2 separate regions of the Homo sapiens genome follow, and region 1 is linked to region 2. Evidence: read pairs that join two places in POLR2A ChIA-PET (ENCODE). Cell type or tissue: endothelial cell of umbilical vein. All regions are shown on one strand. Each heading gives the region's core, and the rest is flanking DNA. Links, peaks and the distances in the headings are about the cores only. Region 1 has its middle 60 kb from the start of GNA14. Region 2 has its middle 310 kb from the start of PSAT1.

Region 1 (10,314 bases), core at 4,801-7,300, 900 kb after region 2:
TACCCATGATGGGCTCTGACAAGTGGCGGCTCTGCTGGAAATACAAAATATTTAAACTCAAAAGGAATCAGTTTGGGTAGCAAATTTAACTAATACGTGTGTGTGCGTGTGCGTGTGTGTGTGTGTGTGTTTAATGTCTCAGCATCTCCAACCAACTCAATCATTGCTGAATAAAGAGGAAAACCCCACACAAATGTTTATGTCAATTGGGTAAAATCAATCCTAATATTTTTAAAAACATAGTCTCTACACATACGTGGGTACACATGTAAAATCTCAAAATGGTTTTATCTTGACGCTGTGTACACAGATACACGTGTACAAATATCCGCACATCTATACAGTGAGGCTTGCTTATCCCTATGGTTATAAGCATTTTATCTCATGGAAGGTAATTCTTCATATTGACATGATTGAGACTAAAAGTATCATAAAATCCACAGCTCACGTTTTCTTTTTTAAAAAACTGTTCTCTCACCGCTCTTTTCAAAACTCTGCCTTAATCTAGGAAAGAATACCTAATTATTGCACTTTTTTTTTTTTTAAATTGTTTTAGGAGAGTTGAACTTAGACTGGGGTTTCTCTGTCTCTGGGCAATGAGGGGATGTATTTCCAGCAGACAGGAAGAGTCTCAGACCAGGTACAAAAACTGGATGAAATGTCTGTCTCATTACGAAAGCCACACTTTAGATGCACATTCCTGTAGATGTTATCGTTTCCATTCCTGAGTTAAGTCTTCTCTGTGTAGATTGCTCACTTCCTACTACAGATGATGAATTGCCAGAACACCAGGCACATACCACACAGCTTGTACAGAACTACAGACTCAGAACAGACAGTTTGGGGACTGTGTTCTTCTATAATTATTCTTCAACCTGCTGGAGGTGCCTCGCTGCACGTTCCATACCCACTAGTCCACCCAGGGGGTTGCTGCAGGCAGTTCAGGGCAGGAGCCCCCTGCACCCTTCTAGCATTCCCTGGCCACCAGCCAAAAACCAGGAGTTGATGCCTCAGGAGTGACACGACCAGTGGGGGACAGGAGTCCGTGGATACACGCTTCTGCTGTTGGCCCTCAGTAGATAAACCTGAGTTTCATCCTACAGGTCTCTCTAGGGCCCCCAGAGCAGGACTCAGCCCCAGCTGTTATCAGTGAAACTTGCTCGCGAATGTACCCTTTATTGGCTTCTCTCTCCTGGTGGTCTTGCTTGTGCACTCTCTTGTGGTTCTTTATGACATCACTTCTCAAATTCATTGCACCCAAACTCCTAACACAGGACCTACTCTGGGGGAAATCTCAACTAAGACAGGATCAACGGATGGCTTTCATTGTCAAAGACAATGGAATAATCAACAGGCCATAACTGAGACTAGTAAACACTTTGCCTTGAATGGACTACCAGCTGCAGCTGATGGTTAAGGTTCAAGATTAGTACCTGGAACCCTAGCATAACATGAATTTGCCACAAAGGCCCACAGTGGGAGATTCTGTGGTGAGAGATATGTAGATACACAGACACACACCTGTACTAATATAATCTATACAATATGACACAACTTATTCAATACAAATTTATACAATAATATACTTATGAAAAAATTTATGTTTCTTAGAAGTTACATGTAGAGACCGGGCATGGTGACTCATGCCTGTAATCCCAGCACTTTGGGAGGCCAAGGCAGGTGGATCATTTGAGGTCAGGAGTTCGAGATGAGCCTGGCCAACATGATGAAACTTTGTCTCTACTAAAAATACAAAATTAGCCGGGCGTGGTGGCTCACACCTGTAATCCCAGCTACTAGGGAGGCTAAAGTAGGAGAATTGCCTGAACCCGCGAGGCAGAGGTTGCATTAAGCCAAGATCACTCCACTGCACTCCACTCCAGCTTGGGCGACAGAGTAAGACTCTCTCAAAAAAAAAAAAAGAAAAGAAAAAAAGTTACTTCTACAGCATTTTAAAGAGATAAGTTAATAGTTAATAATCATTATTTTAGAGGTAGAGATGGGGGTCTTACCATGTTGCCTAGGCTGGTCTTGAACTCCTGGCCTCAAGCGATCTCCCCAGGAACTTGGTCTCCCCAGTAGCTGGGACTACAGGCATGCACCACCTCACCCAACTAATAGTAACTTTTAATTGTTGAAGAAAAGTGACTTAGACATTTTTATTTTACTTTCATCTGTTAAGAGGGACCCTGTACTCCCTTCCTCCACCTGCCCAGCACTGTCTATTGACTCCCAGGATGAGCATCCACACCAGCCCTGAGTAATTGATTCCAGATGCTCAGATCGGCTGCCTCCTGGGAGACACCCATGGACTTTTGTTCTTGCTCCTCAGGCCAGAGGATGGTGCTGACATAGAGGCAGAAAGGAAAGAGGAAAGAATCTTCCATCAGAGAATTGGCACATATGGTGACATTTAATCATTGGGAGAAAATCAGAGAAGAGAGAACATATATTTAAAACTATCACAAAAGTAAAGGAGCATTTTCTGGGCCATGTTCTGAGAAAGAGCATCTGCCTTCAGAGAAGGAGGGGGAGGGGAGGAGGGGAAGGGGAAGGGAGAGGAGGGGAAGGGGAAGGAGGAGGGGGAGGAGAAAGAGTAGGAGGGGGAGAAGGAAGGGGAGGGGAACAAGGGGGACAGGGAGGAGGAGGGGGGATGGGGAGGGGAAGGAGGAGGGGGAGGGGAGAGGGAGGAGGAGGAGGAGGGAGAAGAAGGAAGAAGAAAAACTTTCTCCAATTTTTTATGGCTGGTAAAAGATGTCCTTAGGAAAAATAAGGAGACTATGTTGCAAAGCTTCATGAAACGAGACTTTAGAAACAGCTCTTTAGAATGAGAAGCTCTCTGCCAATGCAAAAAAAAACTATTAGGACACTATTTTGTTAGTACTAATGTCTGAATATATTGTTCTAAAATATGCTGGAATGTACTGAAATTGTATTTAACTGTCTAATTTATTAACTAAGTTCTTTGACTAGATGGTGAAGGAATGACTTTTTGAGTGGGGATTGCATGTTTGCATATTTTGAGATGGTCCACAACTAAATAAAATTGTATTCAAACCCAAATGCTGCCCTCGAGAGAAACTATTTTCCTAGATCCTAACCTATTGGGATTTTATCAGAGCCTAATCAACCTATGGGAAAGGAAATACCCAACTGCAGCTCTCTCTAGCTTTCCCCATGGGAGAAGGGAAATACCAAATACCAGTCTCCTCCAGCCGTCTTGTCCCATGTAAGGCAGGAAAAAACTGAGAGCCACTTGTGAAATTCACAGCCCAGGGGCACAGGCTCATTACAAGACTGAGGCTTAATCACAGGACTGTAGAATATTTTCCCTCCCTCAGACCTTACCACTAATTACTGAAGGCCTATTTACTGGATTTCTCTTCATCCACTACATCATATCCAGCTTTAAAAATTACAAGGCATACTAAAAGGCAAAACAAAACAAACAAACAAAAAAAACGCAGTTTGAAGAGACATAGCAAGCATCAGATCCAGAATCATATATGGCAGGGATGCTGGAATTCTTACAGCAGGAATTTAAAACATTTATTATTAATATGCTAAGGGCTCTAATGGAAAAAGTAGACAACCTGCAAGAACAAATGGGCAATGAAAGCATAAAGGAAGAAATTCTAAGAAAAAAGAAAAGGAATAATAGAAATCAAAAACACTGTAATAGAAATTAAGTATGCCTTTGATGGCTTCGTTAGTAGACTGGACATGGCTGAGGAAAGAATCTTTAAGCCTGAAGATATGTCAGTAGAAACTTCCAAAACTGAAAAGCAGAGAGAGAAGAAAAAAAAAAAAAACACTAAAAAACAAAACAAAGGGTTTCATTTTGGGGTGATAAAAATCCTTAAACTCAGATAGTAGTGACTTCTGCTTTCTGGTCTGGCATATAAGGAGCTTGGCAGTTACAACTCCACCCTAAGAAGAACTAAAAAGCGGAACAAACTGAAAAACCAATAACTCTTCTTAGATCCCTCAGAGAAGTGAAGTCACAGGGTAAACCATTGTCCTCAAACTGGAGAGACAGGCAAATACAGAGAATCACTACTTATGGAAGCAGAAACCCAGGAGAAAAAGCCTCTACCAAAACCAGTGCCAGGATGCAAAAACCTAAACAGTAATTGATGCATTTTGGAAGGTTCAATGTGTACAACTCTGAGAGTTGAAACTCCAGACTACCCAGTCATGGGAGACACTCATACTTTGGCGAGTTTTAATTCCAGGAGCTCAAGCAGGCTCTCACAGTGATTATCAGGGGAAAATCCCCTCATGCTTCTGGTAGAAGGAGGGGGAAATGAAGCATTTTGAAATATGCCAGACCATCCTGTTTGTCTTAACAAGGCCTGTCCTCAAGAGAAACTTTTTTTTTTTTTTTGAGACGAAGTCTTGCTCTGTCACCCAGGCTGGAGTGCAGTGGCGCGATCTCGGCTTACTGCAAGCTCCGCCTCCCAGGTTCACGCCATTCTCCTGCCTCAGCCTCCTGAGTAGCTGGGACTACAGGCACCCACCACCATGCCCGGCTAATTTTTTGTGTGTGTGTGTATGTTTAGTAGAGGCAAGGTTTCACCGTGTTAGCCAGGATGGTCTCGATCTCCTGACCTCGTGATCCACCCAACTCAGCCTCCCAAAGTGTTGGGATTACAGGTGTGAGCCATCACGCCCAACCAAGAGAAACTTTTTATCAGAGCCTAAACTATTCAGATTTTACCAGAGTCTAACCAACCTGGAGAAAGGGAAATACCTAACTGCAGCACACACTGGCCATCCTGTCCTGCTGAAGGACGGGAAGAAGATTGAGAAGCATGTGTAAAGTTCAGAGTCCAGAGGTACAGACTCTCTGTAAGACTGACACTTAATCATAGGAACATAAAAAGCCTCCTTTTCCCCCATGTTACTAAAGGCCTCTATGCAGCAGTTCCTTTCATCTACTGCATCATGAACAGATATCAAGAAAAAAATTACAAGGCATACTAGAAGGAAAAAAACACACAGTATGAAGTGACAGAGCAAGCAAGATGAGACTCAAATATGTCAGGGATGTTGGAATTTTCAGAGTAGAAATTTAAAACAACTATGACTAATATGCTAAGGGCTCTAGTGGATACACAGTAGAGAATGTGTGAGAACAGATGGGAAATGTAGGCACAGAGACTGAAATTCCAAGAAAGCATGAAAAGAAAATGATAGAGATAAAAAACACTTTAACAGAAATAAAGAATGCCTTTGAGTAGTAGGCTAGACATAGACGAGGAAAAAGATGCAGAGTTTGAGAATATCTCAATAGAAACTTCTGAAACTGAAAAGAAAAAAAAAAGACTAAGAAAAAAAGAACAGAATATCCTAGAACTGTGGGGCAACTACAAAAGTTATAATAGGTATAATGGGGATACCACAAGGAGAATAAAGAGAGAAAGAAATAGAAGAAGTTTTTGAAGTAATGAATGATACTTCCCCATTTTCTGCAAATTAATGTTAGACACCAAACCACAGATCTAACAAGCTCAGAGAACACCAAGCAGGATGAATGCCAAAAAACACCCCACAACTACACATATACATATGATATTCAAACTGTGAAAAATCAAAGGTAAAGAAAAAATCTTGAAAGAATCTAGAGGAAAAAAAAGATGTTACCTACAGAGTAGCAATAATTGTCCCTTAGTCTGAATCTTCTGCAGAATGACTTGTGTTTCATAAATAGCTCAAGACTTTCAAAAGCAGATACTTGAAATCATGAGTTCTCCAAGAAATAGATGTGTTTTGAGAAAATAAATGATGTGGACAGCAAACTATGCGAAGCACATTCTTTAAGCATTAGTGCAGTCGAGTGATGATGAAACACCAAATGGACCAAGTGCACACTGACTTCTACCTATTGGCTTCCTGCCCCACCATGACACAGGCCTTGCTTTCAGCTAAGCCTGCAAGCTGCTCTTGTAACCCTAACCTTCCTGATGTCAATTATCCAGTAAAATAATACTCAAGTGGATATCAAAATTAATACCTTCCTTTCGTGGACATATTGTTTCTACCCTGTATTGTCTCTCGGAATCAGTCATCCTGAATACAAATATTAAAGATTTTGTTCCTCAGTCATTCCCCTAGTTCACACAGCCAACAATCTAACTCTTTGGCAGGGAAATCTTAGCCCAGTGAACTAAATTTTTCCAAATTTCTCCACTTCCTACTGAGCAGAAAGTTGGAATTTTTATGATTGCAAATTTTGCACTGAACATGTGTTCAACAAATGCGACTCAAATATCAACTTCCCAAACCGAGTTCTATCTAGGGGGCATATGAAGGTTGGGGAAAAGGTAAAAGGAGCCTGGGACATACTTACGGTGATGGCAAGGGGTCATTCTTCATCCTAACTCCTCTGTTTTCTAAAGAAAGCCAGCCAGCATAGACAGAGAACCCCTACATAGCACTGGGGAATTAGGGGGTGGAAAGCAGAAAGACCACTGGGGAACCTGGAAACTAGACGTAGATATGTTTGTTTCCTGTCCAAAACAAATCTTTTCCCATATTTGTTTCACATAGATTATATCTTCAAAGGCATGATCCTCTCCTCTTGTGAATGCAAAATTTAGGAAGATTAAATGTGTTTGTGGTTAAAATTGTTTCTTATAACCAATTCTGAGGCATTTAGAAAACTTGAGGGAACTCTGTGATCCCTTGAGTCCACAGATAGCAGAATAGACCCTCTGGGATGAACCAAGGGTTCTTGTGAGTTTTAGGAACAGACCTTATGTCATATATCACTTTTCTCTGCCAGCCAAGCTGGTACAAATCCTACATATGACTTTGCATCATGATAACAGGAAGAAGTCACATTTCTGGCAAATTCAGTTATACAGAACACAGTCTCAAATTTAAAAGAAAAATCACTGAAGCCATAAGACAAATCACAAAGGAAATGCACTAAAGCTTGAGTTTTTAGGGTTCTCAATCCTATTGACTCTTACTCTACATACAATCTAACATGCCTAATTGCATGGTGAAGAACTTTGACTGCTGTCACGCCATGCAAGATTGGATTCCTGGCTTTGCTTCTAATTAATCACCAACCAGGGTAAGTATGTGCAGCCTCTCTAAACCTCTACTTAACTGTAAAATGGGGATGATCATGGTGCCAACATCTTAAGATCAAATGAGATATAAGAAAAGACGTGTTTAGTACAGTGTGTGGCCCATGGTAATTGCTTAATAAATATTTCCAGTTATTATTATAGCTAAAGAAATGGAGAAGAAAAATTATAAAAGAACTAAAAGGCCACAGCAGACTGAGGCATTTATTACTGCAGGAGTATCCTCTCATAGTCCTGTGATCACTGATGTAATTAATGTATTGGCACAAAAGATGATAATCAGCTTCCATGAGGAGAATCAGGGTTATTAAGAAAAACTTAGATGATCCTCAAGACAACTTTTTTAAGATGATAGAAATGTTAGAAAATTTCTTCAATGTATTATTTTTCTTATCAAAAAATAAACTCAATTATAATAAAATAAAACATCCTTGAAGTTTAATAAAAATCTACTTAATTAGGTATTTGTTTCTGGGAAGATGGAATATCCAACTTTTTCCCTATTCTCAACAAGGACAACTAAAAACACTGCACCTTATATACAGAATAAACAGAAGAATCTGAGAGGTGGAGAGAAAGCAGACTGCCTAGACGTCAGGCCCTGAGAAATGATGCAGTGCTGAATTCCCTGAATTTCTTTTTGCTCCATATAACCCAGGCTTGGAGCTAAAGAAGCTGGCAACCCAGAAACACCAACCCAGATTTTAAAAGCCCTAACAAAAGTTGGTTCTCTCTAGCTAAAGGACCAAGAAAGGGGAAGCTAGCAAACTTTAGACAGTAACTTCTCTACTTCAGCCAAACACCCTAGACAAACTGTGGCCCAGCTCCCACTCATGCCAGCAGATGTCAAGTGGGAATCCCAGATTTCCACCCTCATGAGGCTGTGATGAGGTGCCCCAACATCCCTGGTAAGGTGGCATCAGAGAGGCCAAGTAGGGAGCTAAGACTCTTATCCTTGCTGGCTGGTAATAAGTCCTTTCCAACCCTCACAAGTTCAGTGGAAAGCACATGGTGGGTTTAGACCGCCATCTCCACCCAGAGTAACAAAATGCCACTCCCTCTCCCTGCAAAGGAGGTATCAGAGGAGGAACCCTGGAGAGTCGGGACTTTCATTGTTGTCCAACAGTAATGAGGATACACCCAACAGATTGTCAGTTATGATCATATGGGGAGTCAGAATTCCCACTTTTGACCAGCAGTAAAGAGAAGTCTGCATCCTTGGGTGTCAACAAAGGAGCAGCAGAGAACCTGGACTTCTACCTGCGCCTGGAAGGAGAAGATGGTACCTCCTTACCCTGACAGAGTTGTGTGGGATCCAGTTAACACTGATTTAGATAAGATCCAAAGTTGCCTAGCAAAATATGAACCTGTCCAGATTACACTTAAAAATCATTCACAGTTCATGTCCTTTGCAGGGACATGGATGAAGCTGGAAACCATCATTCTCAGCAAACTAACACAGGAACAGAAAACCAAACACTGCATGGTCTCACTCATAAGTGGGAGTTGAACAATAAGAACACATGGACACAGGGAGGGGAACATCACACATCAGGGCCTGTTGGGGGCTAGGGGGCTAGGGGAGGGAGAACATTAGGAGAAATGCCTAATGTAGATGACAGGCTGATGGGTGCAGCAAACCACCATGGCACATACATACATATGTAAAAAATCTGCACGTTCTCCACATGTATCCCAGAACTTAAAGTATAATAATAATAATAATAATAATAATAAAGAAATGGTCAAAGCAAGAAAAGAACTAAAAAAAAAAAGCACTCATCATGCTAAGAACTAGGAAGATACCAAAATAATTAAAAAATAACAATCAAAAAATGCGAACACCAAGATGCTAGAGATATTATGATCATCTGACAACAATTTTATTTTATCTATTTTTTGGGGGGTGCTTTCATGTGTTTTAAATTTTAAGTTCCAGGACACATGTGCAGGATGTGCAGGTTTGTTACATAGGTAAATGTGTGCCATGGTGGTTTGCTGCACCTATCAACCCATCACCTACGTATTAAGCCTCGCATGCATTTGCTATTTATCCTGATGCTCTCCTTCCCCCTACTCCTCCAACAGGCCCCGGTGTGTGTTGTTACTCTCACTGTGTCCATGTGTCTGACTAAAATTTTAAAGCAATAAAAACGAAAATGCTCAGTGAGCAATTATGAACCTGCTTGAAACGAATGAAAAGATCAAGTCTCAGGAATAAAATTAAATGTCTTAGTAAATAAATATAAAATATATGGAACAAATAAAAATTTTACAACTGAAAACTATGAGAAATGAACTAAATAATGTAATGGACGAACTCAACAGCAGAATTAAAGGGGTGGAGGAAAGAATAAAGGAACTGGAAGAAAGAGCAATGGTAATAACCAATCTGAACAACAAAAAGAAGACAGACTGGAAAAAAAAGAACAGAGCCTCAAGGGCCTATGGGGATATACAAAAGACCTAACATTTATGTCATTAAAGTCCTAGAAGGAGAGGAGAAAGAGAGTGGGACTGAAAAAGTATTCAAAGAAATAATGGGTGAAAACTTCCCATGTTTGGAAACAGACATAATCATACAGATTAAAGAAGTTCAGTGAACCCCAAAAATGACAAACCCAAAGAAACATATGCCAAGACACATCATAACTAAACTTCTAAAAACTAAAGACAGAGAAAATCTTGAAAACAGCCAAAGAGCTCCCCCTCCCCTCCCCTCTCCCTCTCCCGTCTCCCTCTCCCTCGTCTCCCTCATCTCCCTCTCCGTCTCCCTCTCCCTCTCCCTCACTTTGCACGGTCCTCGTCTCCCCTTTGCACGGTCTCCCTCTGATGCCTAGCCGAGACTGGACTGTACTGCCGCCATCTTGGCTCACTGCAGCCTCCCTGCCTGATTCTCCTGCCTCAGCCTGCGGAGTGCCTGGGATTGCAGGCGGGCGCCGCCACACCTGACTGGCTTTTGATTTTTTGGTGGAGACGGGGTTTCGCCTTGTTGGCCGGGCTGGTCTCCAGCTCCTGACCGCGAGTGGTCTGCCAGCCTCGGCCTCCCGAGGTGCCGGGATTGCAGATGGAGTCTCGCTCACTCAGTGCTCAATGTTGCCCAGGCTGGAGTGCAGTGTCGTGATCTCCGATCGCTACAACCTCCACCTCCCAGCCACCTGCCTTGGCCTCCGAAAGTGCTGAGATTGCAGCCTCTGCCCGCCACCACCCCGTA
Region 2 (10,314 bases), core at 4,313-6,812:
AATTATCTCTAATTAGCTTCTCAATACGAGAGACCAAGATGAGCAATTCATGGTGTATCTAGTGGACTTTGCACCTTTTTCAGCATCACAGAATTGACGCAGCAGCAAGCTATAAACCAGAATAGGTTATAAATAATCTAGGTACACTTCTAAAACTTTCGCCCCCTCTCTCTACCCCAGAAAAATTCTTATACATAGCCTATTTTCTTTGAAGCTGTGCAAGTTTTCAGCCCTCAAGTAAACATAGACAGTGTTAGCTTTTTAAATAAAGATGATTTGGTTTCTAGTCCTACTCCCAAGTTGATTCAGTAATTCAACATAGATTCTGCTCTCAAATTATAGCATAAATCATTTACTATATAGTAGGTGGTTTAATGATTTCACAGAAAATGTAAAATCAATTTCAATGCAAATGTAACTTCAATAGAAATCACCACTTCCCGCACTTATCAACCGTGTGACTTTGGAGATATTATCTAACCTTTCCGAGTCTATTTCCTCATGAAAAAATGAAATAACCATATCTACCTTTGAATGTTGGTGATACTGTTGAATAAAATGATATGCCTAAACCACCAAAACAAATTCTGTGACATGTTAAGAGTTCAGCCAAAGCTGGCAGGGGTGGAGCTGGGGAAAACGGAAATCATTTAATCAAAGCCTCAGAAACAGCCACTCAAAACAGAATAAAGGAAAGGGAGCATTTGTAAAAGGATAAATATCTCATAGAAACCAGGAGAAGAAACTACAGCAGGGACTCACGAGTGACTGAGGCTAGTAAACGGAAAGTCAGAATCTGAACCCACTGAATCTTCTCTTTCAGACTGTGGTATCTCTCATTCACGTGTCTGCGTATCTACTATTTGGCTCCTTTTCACTTGCAGACTAGCCACTCCTGCTTCACTGAGCACAGGGCAGAACTTAGCAGCCCAAGCCCAGCTATATATCACCTTATATGCAAATATCAAGCAAGGCTTCAAACTATGTGGGGAGCACATATGTGGACCAAACTGTGTTGGTCCCACCCGGGTCTGGTGTACATCAACCATTCAATCCACTGGGCATGCTCATTCATTTCTGAGAAAGGGTTCTCTAGGAAGAAAGACGCACTTGTCAGCTCTAGTATATCAACAAAAAGAAAATCCAATAATGCCCGACTTTAATATCCTCTGCATAGCATTAAACAAAGAAAATAGTGGACTGTGGTATCCCTAGAAGAATCCTGTTTCAGAATCCACAGGAGCTAAAGAGCTTTCAACAATGGCCTCTGCCAACTGCTTAGTTTCAGCTGAGGCTGCTCAAGAACAACCCCAGCTTCTCTCCTCCCAATAATATATTCAGGTCTCCCTCTTCCATTACGGCTGTGTGTGTATTTCAGTTTGGCATCTCCCTCTGTAGTGAAGCGGAGGTGATCATATTTCAGGAGGTGCTAGTTCCTGCGTGTGGAGTTGCTTCTGTGTTATAATTGCTTTCCGCCATGCAGCTGCCGCACATGAGCTAATCTACATGCTGTATTGCTTCGTTTACAGCAAGCTGGCCTCACACTGAGTTTAAAAAGAGGCAGGCACCACCAGCAAATCTTGCTTCCTGAAGCATGTCATTTCTTTGGACGATTTGCAGCCCGATAATGACCATGTCATGATTGTGCAGTGATAGTTCCAAATGCCCCAACACACTTGATGGATCTTAGCATAAATTGGCCATTTATCAACATGTAGGACCATCAGAATTTCCATATTTGAGCCCTTATGCCATAATGTTGATTAATTGTTTGAGGCCCCAATGTAACCTCTGCATCCTGTGTTACTGGGAGGTTATAGCTACCCACGTCGCTTAAATAGATTTGCCTGAGAGGAAAGTAGTGCTAGATACTCTTCAATAATAGGCAATAATCTTTGGTTTCTCAGTGAATTCACAGGTTTCTTAAAGGAAAGCATCTAAGTACTTCTGTATATCACCTATAGTCTCTTTGGAAAGAAGAAAGTCCCTTTGAAGATATTAACAAGGTACAGTTTGCAGACTTTTAAATCAGAAGGAAAAACAAAGCACAAAGCTATCACTATATTCAAAATATGCCTTGCTCCCAATTTAATGAATCTGAATTGATTATTCAGGTTGGTTTTTTTTTCATAATTTCTAATTTACTTATTGCTAGTATCTTTGTCATTAATAAAAGATATTCATCTATGCAACAAATATTGATGAAGTACCTAAATATTACTAAGTACCAGAGTCAGGAACAATATTCAGGGATGGTGTAGAATGAATTCTGACGTTCATTACAAGATCAATCACAATGGCCCCTGCTAATTCTAAGCTTCTGTTCCTTCTAAACAAGTATCTGTTAACATTCTCCATTCTGCCAATCAAGGAAAGAGAAAAAAATGTATACAGCTGTTTCACATACTTCAAGCATAAGAAAATGCTAAAGTATGCTTCTTCCTTCACAGTGTTTTTTCTATCCTTTTTTCCTTCATGGATTCTGGTGTCTTATTTTCCCTTCTTACTGGTTTCTGCTTTTACAAACTTTATCTTCAGTAAGCCCTACATTTCACACTCAAATCATGGTTAGTAGTCATCTTTTTTTGCATATCACTATCTGATTTTAGAATTTTCTAGTGACCCTTCAAACATTATATGTTCATAGCTTCAACAGAAGTTATTGCTAAAAGGGATCTGTATTAGCTTCCCATTGCTGCTGTAACAAATTGCCAAAGTTTCAGTAGCTTAAAAACAGTACAAATATATTGTATTGTCTGTTCTCATGCTGCTAATAAAGACATACCTGAGACTGGGTCATTTATGAATAAAAAGAGGTTTAAAGGACTCACAGTTCCACATGGCTGGGGAGGCCTCACAATCATGGCAGAAAGCAAAGGAGAAGCAAAGTCACGTCTTATCTGGCAGCAGGCAAGAGAGCTTGCGCAGGGGAACTCCCATTTATAAAACCATCAGTTCACATGATACTTATTCACTACCACAAGAAGAGTGTGGAGGAAAGCCCCATGATTCAATTATCTCCACCTGGCCCCACCCTTGACAGGTGGGGATTATTACAATTCAAGGTGCGATATGGGTGAGGACACGGCCAAACCATATCATGTATTATCTTGCAGCTTTGGAGGTCAGAAGTTCAAACTGGGTTTCTCAGGGCTAAGACCAAGCAAGGCTGTGTTTCTTCTGAAGGCTCAGCAGGAAGAAGTCATGTCCTTGCCTTTTCCAGCTTCCGGAGGCTGCCCACATTCCTTGGCTGATGGCCTCCTTCCATCTTCAAAGCCACCAATGACAGATTGGTGTTCTTCTCACATTGCTTCACTCCAACCCTGCTTCCACTGTCACATCTCCTTCTCTGACTCTGCCCACCTCTCATCTTTTAAGAATCCTGTTATTACATTTGGGCCCACACAAATAATCCAGGATAAAAGGATAATTTTTCTATCTTAACATCCTATCTTAATCACATCTGCAAAATCCCTCTTGCCATGGAACATAACACATTCACAGACTCCAGAGATTCTAGTGTGGACTGTTTGGGAAGCTATCGTTTTCCCTACCATAGGAGCTCAATATATTGGCTAGTGAAGTCTTCCATTTCACAGGTGAAGAACAAGCGGCAAGGAGATGGAAGTTCTTGCTCACCAAAACGCCCTGGGTTAGAATCAGAACTACAATCCACATTGCCCACATTCCATCCCAGTACTCTAGAATACCCCAGTAAAACTATAATTTAAGATGAACCTAGTAACTAAAAAGAATATCATTAAAGCAACTATCTTTCTAGGACTGAAAAAGTTTTCCCAAATTCTATAAATTATTCTGTGATTTAACAGTTTTCTAATTATTAAGTATTTTAAGGTAATTCCTTGGCTGCCTAAAAGAGTTAATATTTCCTTTTAAATGTACTTGATTTGCAGAAAGAATTCTCATTTCATGCCATAAAGAAGGCTGAGGAAGGTCAAATTCACTTACTTTATAAAAGAATCTTCTAAATCAAATAAATTGCTTCATTTTATTTCACTTACTGTGATTAATATTTGGACAGTGGTTATAATTCCCTCTTTAGTTTTTTTGTTTTGTTTTGTTTTTTAATGGACTTTATTTTTTAAAGTAGTTTTAGGTTCACAGCAAAACTGAGAGGAAGGTACGTACAGAGAGTTCCCATGTACCCTCTCCCCTCACACACATAACAGCCTCCTTTATTAAAAATATTTCCCACCAGTATGGTATGTTTGTTACAACTGAGGAACCCACATTGACACATCATTATCCCCCAAAGTTCATAGTTTACATTAGGGTTCACTCTTGATGTTGTACATTCCGTGGGCCATAAGGGGTCAATCCATCCTCGTGGGATCGTAAATAGGTAATGTGAAGCTTCCCATCTGACTGGGAGCCACCTGGGCTAAGGTCTTTTGACAGCAGGCGATGTTTCATGGATGCTTAGTGAATTGAAGATGAGCAAAAAATGCCCATTAGTTGCCTCTTTGGGCCCCAGCTCCTCTTTCCATGCAACAAAAAATGGCAACAAACAATCCCCCTGAATCGCCCCCCACCCCCTGCCATGGAAGAGATGAGCACCATCAAGGACAGGCAGCACTCACTCCCTCCAAGTACCTTCTTGTTTCCTAATGAACTTCAGCATTTCAATTCTTGGTATACACATCTTTAAAATGCCAGGCACCAGGCACCAAGCAATCCTCAAAAAAACAGACTTTTCCACAGTCTCCACCAAGGACTGCAGTCACCAGGGTGGTGAAATGGTCCAAGAACCTCTGACTGACAGCCCTGCCACAGAGCAGCACTTTGGGATTACTCCCACAACATCTTGCCTCCCCATCCACTTGACAGTTAAACAATACTTAGCGGAACGTGGTTTACAGTACAACTTAAAGTCAACAGTGGACTACGAGCCAGGGCCTGATAAGAAAAGAAAAAAATTAAACAAATCAATCATGAAGCTAATGTTAGAAAGGGAATGGAACTCGACAACAGAAACAAGGGAATGGAGATGCATCGCCAGTTGAAATTTGAGCAGAAATACAAAGTTGATGAAGCAGAAAGAGGCCAGAAACTCTTTGACATGAGGCTAAGCTGCCCTGCCTTTCTGCCCAGAACCAAGGCAAAGCTTTGCACATCTCCTGCAGTTCCTTTCTCTTGCACATCTGGGCTTCCCGCAGCCTAGGCAGCCACGGAGCACTTGGACGCCCTTAATAATAATGCTGGGTGCAGCCTTGTGTGCATCAGATATGAGGCTCCTCTCCAAGCAGAGCCCTCTGCCAAATGGGCCCCAGCACCTTGCCCCTTGCAGCCTGCTGATAATCTGCAGCTTGTCTGTAATTGTTGCGGGAACATGCACTTTCTTTCGCTGATGATTTTGGCATCCTCGCAGGACTCTACCCAAAAAGGCACTGAACAATGGGATGTGATTGTTTTGAAATGTACCCAACAGGAAGCCCTCCTCCGACACGCACTCAGGCCCCAGGCTTTAGGGATTGAACGGATTAATGGAGTTCAGCTGCAGTTTACAGTTTATCATCAACCAAGTGCTGCTCTGGCTGCCTGTCTTCCCTTCTCCAGCTTCTAAAGAAAAATAAAGGGAAAGAAGAAAGGAAGGAAAAGCAGCAGCCCCAGCACATTCACTGTATAACAATCTGAACAACGGAAAGGAAAAAAAATGCCCTCAGTGACCATGAAACTGACAAGGCTCCCCAAAATGGCTTCCAGCTTTCAGTTTGTCATGCAGAGCTGTCTCCCCTTCACTCTCCCAACCCTCTCCCCCGTTTATAATCATCGTTCAAAGTGGTGAAAGGCCTAATTGCCCCGAGCAGTGTGGTCAATCTTCCTGGAGATTTAGCTGCCTGCTTTCATCTGGCAGCCTGGGAGGGAACTCAGTATTTCCCTCCAGGCAATCTATATGGTCTAGCAGTTCACTGCGGAAAGTGGTGCCTTATCGATTTCTGCCATAGCATCCATGGCTGACTCAAGGATCAGAGGCTCTGACAATGACTAACAAGTTTAAACCATTAGTCCCATTTGTAACTACTCAGCGAAAGGCTTGTCAGTCACCGCGTACCATATACTGCAGCTTTTAGCAGATTTCTAATCCCATTCATTTTGCCACAATGACCCCTGTAGTTAATGGGGGTTATCGGAAAGTGGTGCCTTTTTCTTCTTCTTCTTCTTCTTTTAGGAACATAAAAACCATTTCGGTTCTGATGTTTCAAAATAGTGATGCAGGAAATGATCAGTGTCCCTCTTAGGAGAAAACCTGTATCCTGGTGTACGGTACGATATGTCTGATCCTGAAAACGCAGACAGAGTCAGGTGGCAGAGAGTGATTCATCAGAAACAGATCCTCTCTGTCTTACCCCTGTCTTACTTTTATAGAGGTTTGTCTTAACACCTGTTTTCTCCTCCCTCTGACCTAGAAGTGGATCATTTTCCTGTGAGAAACTTCTCTCTTTCTGGATAACTAATCACCCCACAGGCTAAAGCCTGTTACGTAAAGTGTGGTCCCCTGAATCAGCATCACCCAAGAGCTCGTTATAAATGCACAATTTCAAGCCTAGCCTTAGACATTCTGACTTACAATCTGTGTTCTAACCAAATCCCTGGATGATGGCTGTGCATTTGAAGGCTTGAGAATCACTGGTCTAAAGAAGCTATGTTTTTTCACTTTTACATTAAATACAGCAAAATTTAACATTTCCACTATATATTAGGATATTTTTAAGAAAAAAATGAGATTTTCTGCATAATAGTTCCAGTGATAGTCTCCTTGTAGTTCTGACAATCGAATGTTTTTCATCTTCATATCCACAGTCACTAATCCAGTACCTGGTGGAGGGTTAGTACAAGATAAATAGTTGTTGAACTATTCATGAACATATGTTGAATTCACAAGAATGAACAAATGAATGAGAATGAAGAAAGAAATGTGATGTGTCTCTCAGTGATATAGAGAGCCAGGACTGACGAAAAATGAGAAAGCTGGCTCAGAGGACAAGCCTCTCCATTCATTTTTTATGGATATTTAATAGTTACATATATTTTGGGGGTACATATGATTTTGATACCTGTATACAATGTACAATGATCAAATCAGGGTAATTGGAATATCCATCACCTCAAACATTATTCTTTCTGTTGGGAACATTATAACTTTTCTATCTATTTTGAAATATACAATAAATTGTTGTTAACAATAATTTCCCTGCCATACTTTTGAATACTAGAACTTATTTCTTCTAACTGTATGTTTATACTTGCCCATCAACCAACCTGTCTTCATACCCTTCTCCACACCGCCTTCTTCCCAGCCTCTGAAAACCATCATTCTACTCTCAATTGTCATGAGATCCACTTTCTAGCTCCCTCATATGAGTGAGAACATGCAGTATTTGTTTTGCTGTGCCTGGTTTATTGTCCTTAACATAAGGACCATCTGTGTTGCTGCAAATGACAGGATTTCACTCTTGTTTATAGCTGAATAATATTCCATTATGTATATGTACCACATTATCTTTATCCATTTATCCATTGATGGACACTTAGGTTGCTTCCAAATTTTGGCTATTGTGTATAGTGCTGTCATAAGCATGGGAGTGCAGATGATATCTCTTAGATATAAGGATTTTCTTTCTTTTGGATATATGACCAGCAGTGGGAATGCTGGATCATATGGTAATTCTATTTTCAGTTTTTTGAGAGTCCATTTTTTATTGTCTAAACTAAATGCTCACACCACCAAGTTGATCCCATCCTAAGAATGGACTGAGACAATGCACTAGGTGGGGCTTTTCCTAGAGCATCTCTTTCTTTCCACGTCTTGGTCATTCTCCTCCCATTTCTGCTGCTTACTCTCTCTCCTCTCACCATCATACAGAGTCTCTCATATGTTTGTTTGTTCTGATCATCAGTCTCCATCTCTTAAAATCCTGTGCTCAGCCAGATAGACTAAAGTATCTGAAAACCAACACACTAAAATGGAAGTGACAGTTAAGAAGAGACTATGTTGAGGGCTATTTCTTGACAACCTGGAAATCATACCACCTAGGTAGTCTATTTTATCTAGGAGGCAGATCAGCTCTATTGCTGCCAAATTAACACCAGAAAAAGGCAAAGTAACTTTCCTACATGACGTTTATGGAAGAGATTTCCTTATGTAGCTGCTTCTTCTCTAAAGCCTGGCCCCTCAAATTTCCAAGGAATGTGTTTCCATAATGTGACCACCTTGGCTCGTGTTTAGACACTGGTCATAAAAAAGTATTTGTGGGGAAGACTTGCTTCCATCTTATCTCAAAAAAATTAAAACATATAAATTTAAATGTAGGGCAAATTTGATGGGAAAGTTAAAGACCAAAGCCATCTGAATCTTCAGGCTGAATTGTTTTTTAAGCCTAAGACAAGGACTTGGGAAATAAAATTATCTTCTTCCAGTGATTACCTTTGGAAACAATTATTTCTGGAGCTTTCATCTATGGACTGCCATGTTGTGACTACTTAATTGCTGCCTGAAAAATAGAAAGCTGATTATGTGTTTTTATTTTAAGGTAATCCTTTGACATTTTGAATAGTTACAAAAATAGGTTGTTTTGTGAGTTGCTAGCGAGAACCAGCAGGAAATTATTTCATTCGGGGGCAGATGGTGCTGGTGACTATACAAAAAGGGCTGGGTAGACAGCAGGGCAAGAGTAGACAAGTACACACACGCACAGAAGCTGAGGATGCCACAATTCTATGTTGTCTGAATTCTCAGCCTGCATCTGTATACCTTAAATAAATTATTCATAGATTTCCCACATCCAAGTTAAAAAGTGCTTTCAGAGTCAGGGTCTCCTCCCCACAACCCACCCACTATAAGTTTTAATATGTAATTGGAGAGCATGTAAAATAAATGGAAATGTCATTTGGCTTGTAACAAAAGACCTAAATCATAACGGATTATTGAGCGGCATCTTGTGGTCCAAAGTGAGTATGACACTCACGGAAAGCCAGTTGGCTTGCTGGCATGCCACTCCAAAATGTGTTAACGTCACCTCATATCTGGCTTTTGATAAAGTTAATAAGGGGCTGTGCAAGGTTATCAATGCAGCCTTATCATTATGCCACCTTAAAATATTTTTGTGAATGAGCATATTAACTTATAATTAATCATCATGCATTAATGTAAATGTATCCATGTAGGCACGTTTAATCAGCGCTCTTTCTCTTTCACAATATTTTAATAACAGAGCACTAAAGGAGACTTGCAAGATATGAAGTAACAAGAGCAGTGTTTATAATCTAAGCCACTTCAGCAGAATTTAAAAATTAATGTTTTTCTATGAGATGATATATGAAACCATTCAGTCATTTACTAAGTAAAATCCACTTTCTCTATATTCTACAAAACCATAGGAAAAGAAGAAACTACCCCTCCTTAGTATCTTTCTTCCCTGTGTCCCAGAGAATCATGTGGATTTTGACTATGAAATAAGTTAATGGACCTTCATAAACAGAGAGACAGAACCCAGACACAGCAGCTATATATCCAATAGGCTTTTTTTTTTTTTTTAATTCAGGCTCTTGCTCTGTCACACAGACTGGAGTGCAGCGGTGTGATCACGGCTCACACGTACCCTTGAACTCCTGGCTCAAGTGATCCTTCCACCTCAGCCTCCTGGGTAGCTAGGCTCAGCTCAGGCGCACTGCTGTGCCTGGATAATCTTTAAATGTTTTGTAGAGACAAGGTCTCGCTATATTGCCCAGGCTGGTCTCAAACAACTGGCTTCCAGATATCTTCCTACCTCGGCCTTCCAAGATACTGGAATTACAGGCATGAGCCACTGCAGCCGACATCCAGGGGTGTTATTTTTATAAGACAGTAAGACAGCCAGCTGACTGCCAGTTCAATTTTCAAAAATCTATTCAATATTTTAAAATTTCTCATTGTAGACATGATTTGGCCACCATGGCATCATAAACAAAAAAAAATACCTAAACAAAGGCAGAATATGAGCTATCAAGTCGAAACTCAGATATCAAAAAAGTACTGAGGGCATTCAGTAGTTCTAATAAATTCTATATTATTTCTAGCTCAAAATATTAATGTGTGGGTCAAAAATCCCAGTATATGCTGGGAAAGCATTATTGCTTTTCACCAACCTACTATAACAAATTGCTTACGCTTTCTGGCACTTTAATTCTTCTTCTGAATAAAGAGAGGGCTTTCTATCGCTAACACATCATATTATTTTAAATTTTGTAAGCTCTGACATTAAAAGTGCTACCGAAAACAAAAGACACCTGTGTAAATAAATTTGCTATATGTAT

The links. Peaks named below come from ENCODE experiments on the same cell type or tissue, not always from the same donor. Only the 100,000 strongest peaks of a DNase experiment are listed, where the experiment ranks them.
Region 1: POLR2A ChIA-PET joins it to region 2 with 5 read pairs; 1 of 35 experiments calls an interaction of 5 or more read pairs at or near these places.

The regions. Positions count from the first base shown.
Region 1 is chr9:77,703,415-77,713,728 of GRCh38, reverse strand. No RefSeq gene overlaps it. Among named protein-coding and RNA genes, the nearest start is that of GNA14, 60 kb to the right of the region's middle. RefSeq lists enhancers at 3,995-4,044, 5,702-5,996. In endothelial cell of umbilical vein, for the core only: no CTCF peak of the experiment used is centred there; a DNase peak (open chromatin) is centred at 5,868; H3K27ac peaks cover 2,107 bases.
Region 2 is chr9:78,600,784-78,611,097 of GRCh38, reverse strand. No RefSeq gene overlaps it. Among named protein-coding and RNA genes, the nearest start is that of PSAT1, 310 kb to the right of the region's middle. In endothelial cell of umbilical vein, for the core only: no CTCF peak of the experiment used is centred there; a DNase peak (open chromatin) is centred at 5,457.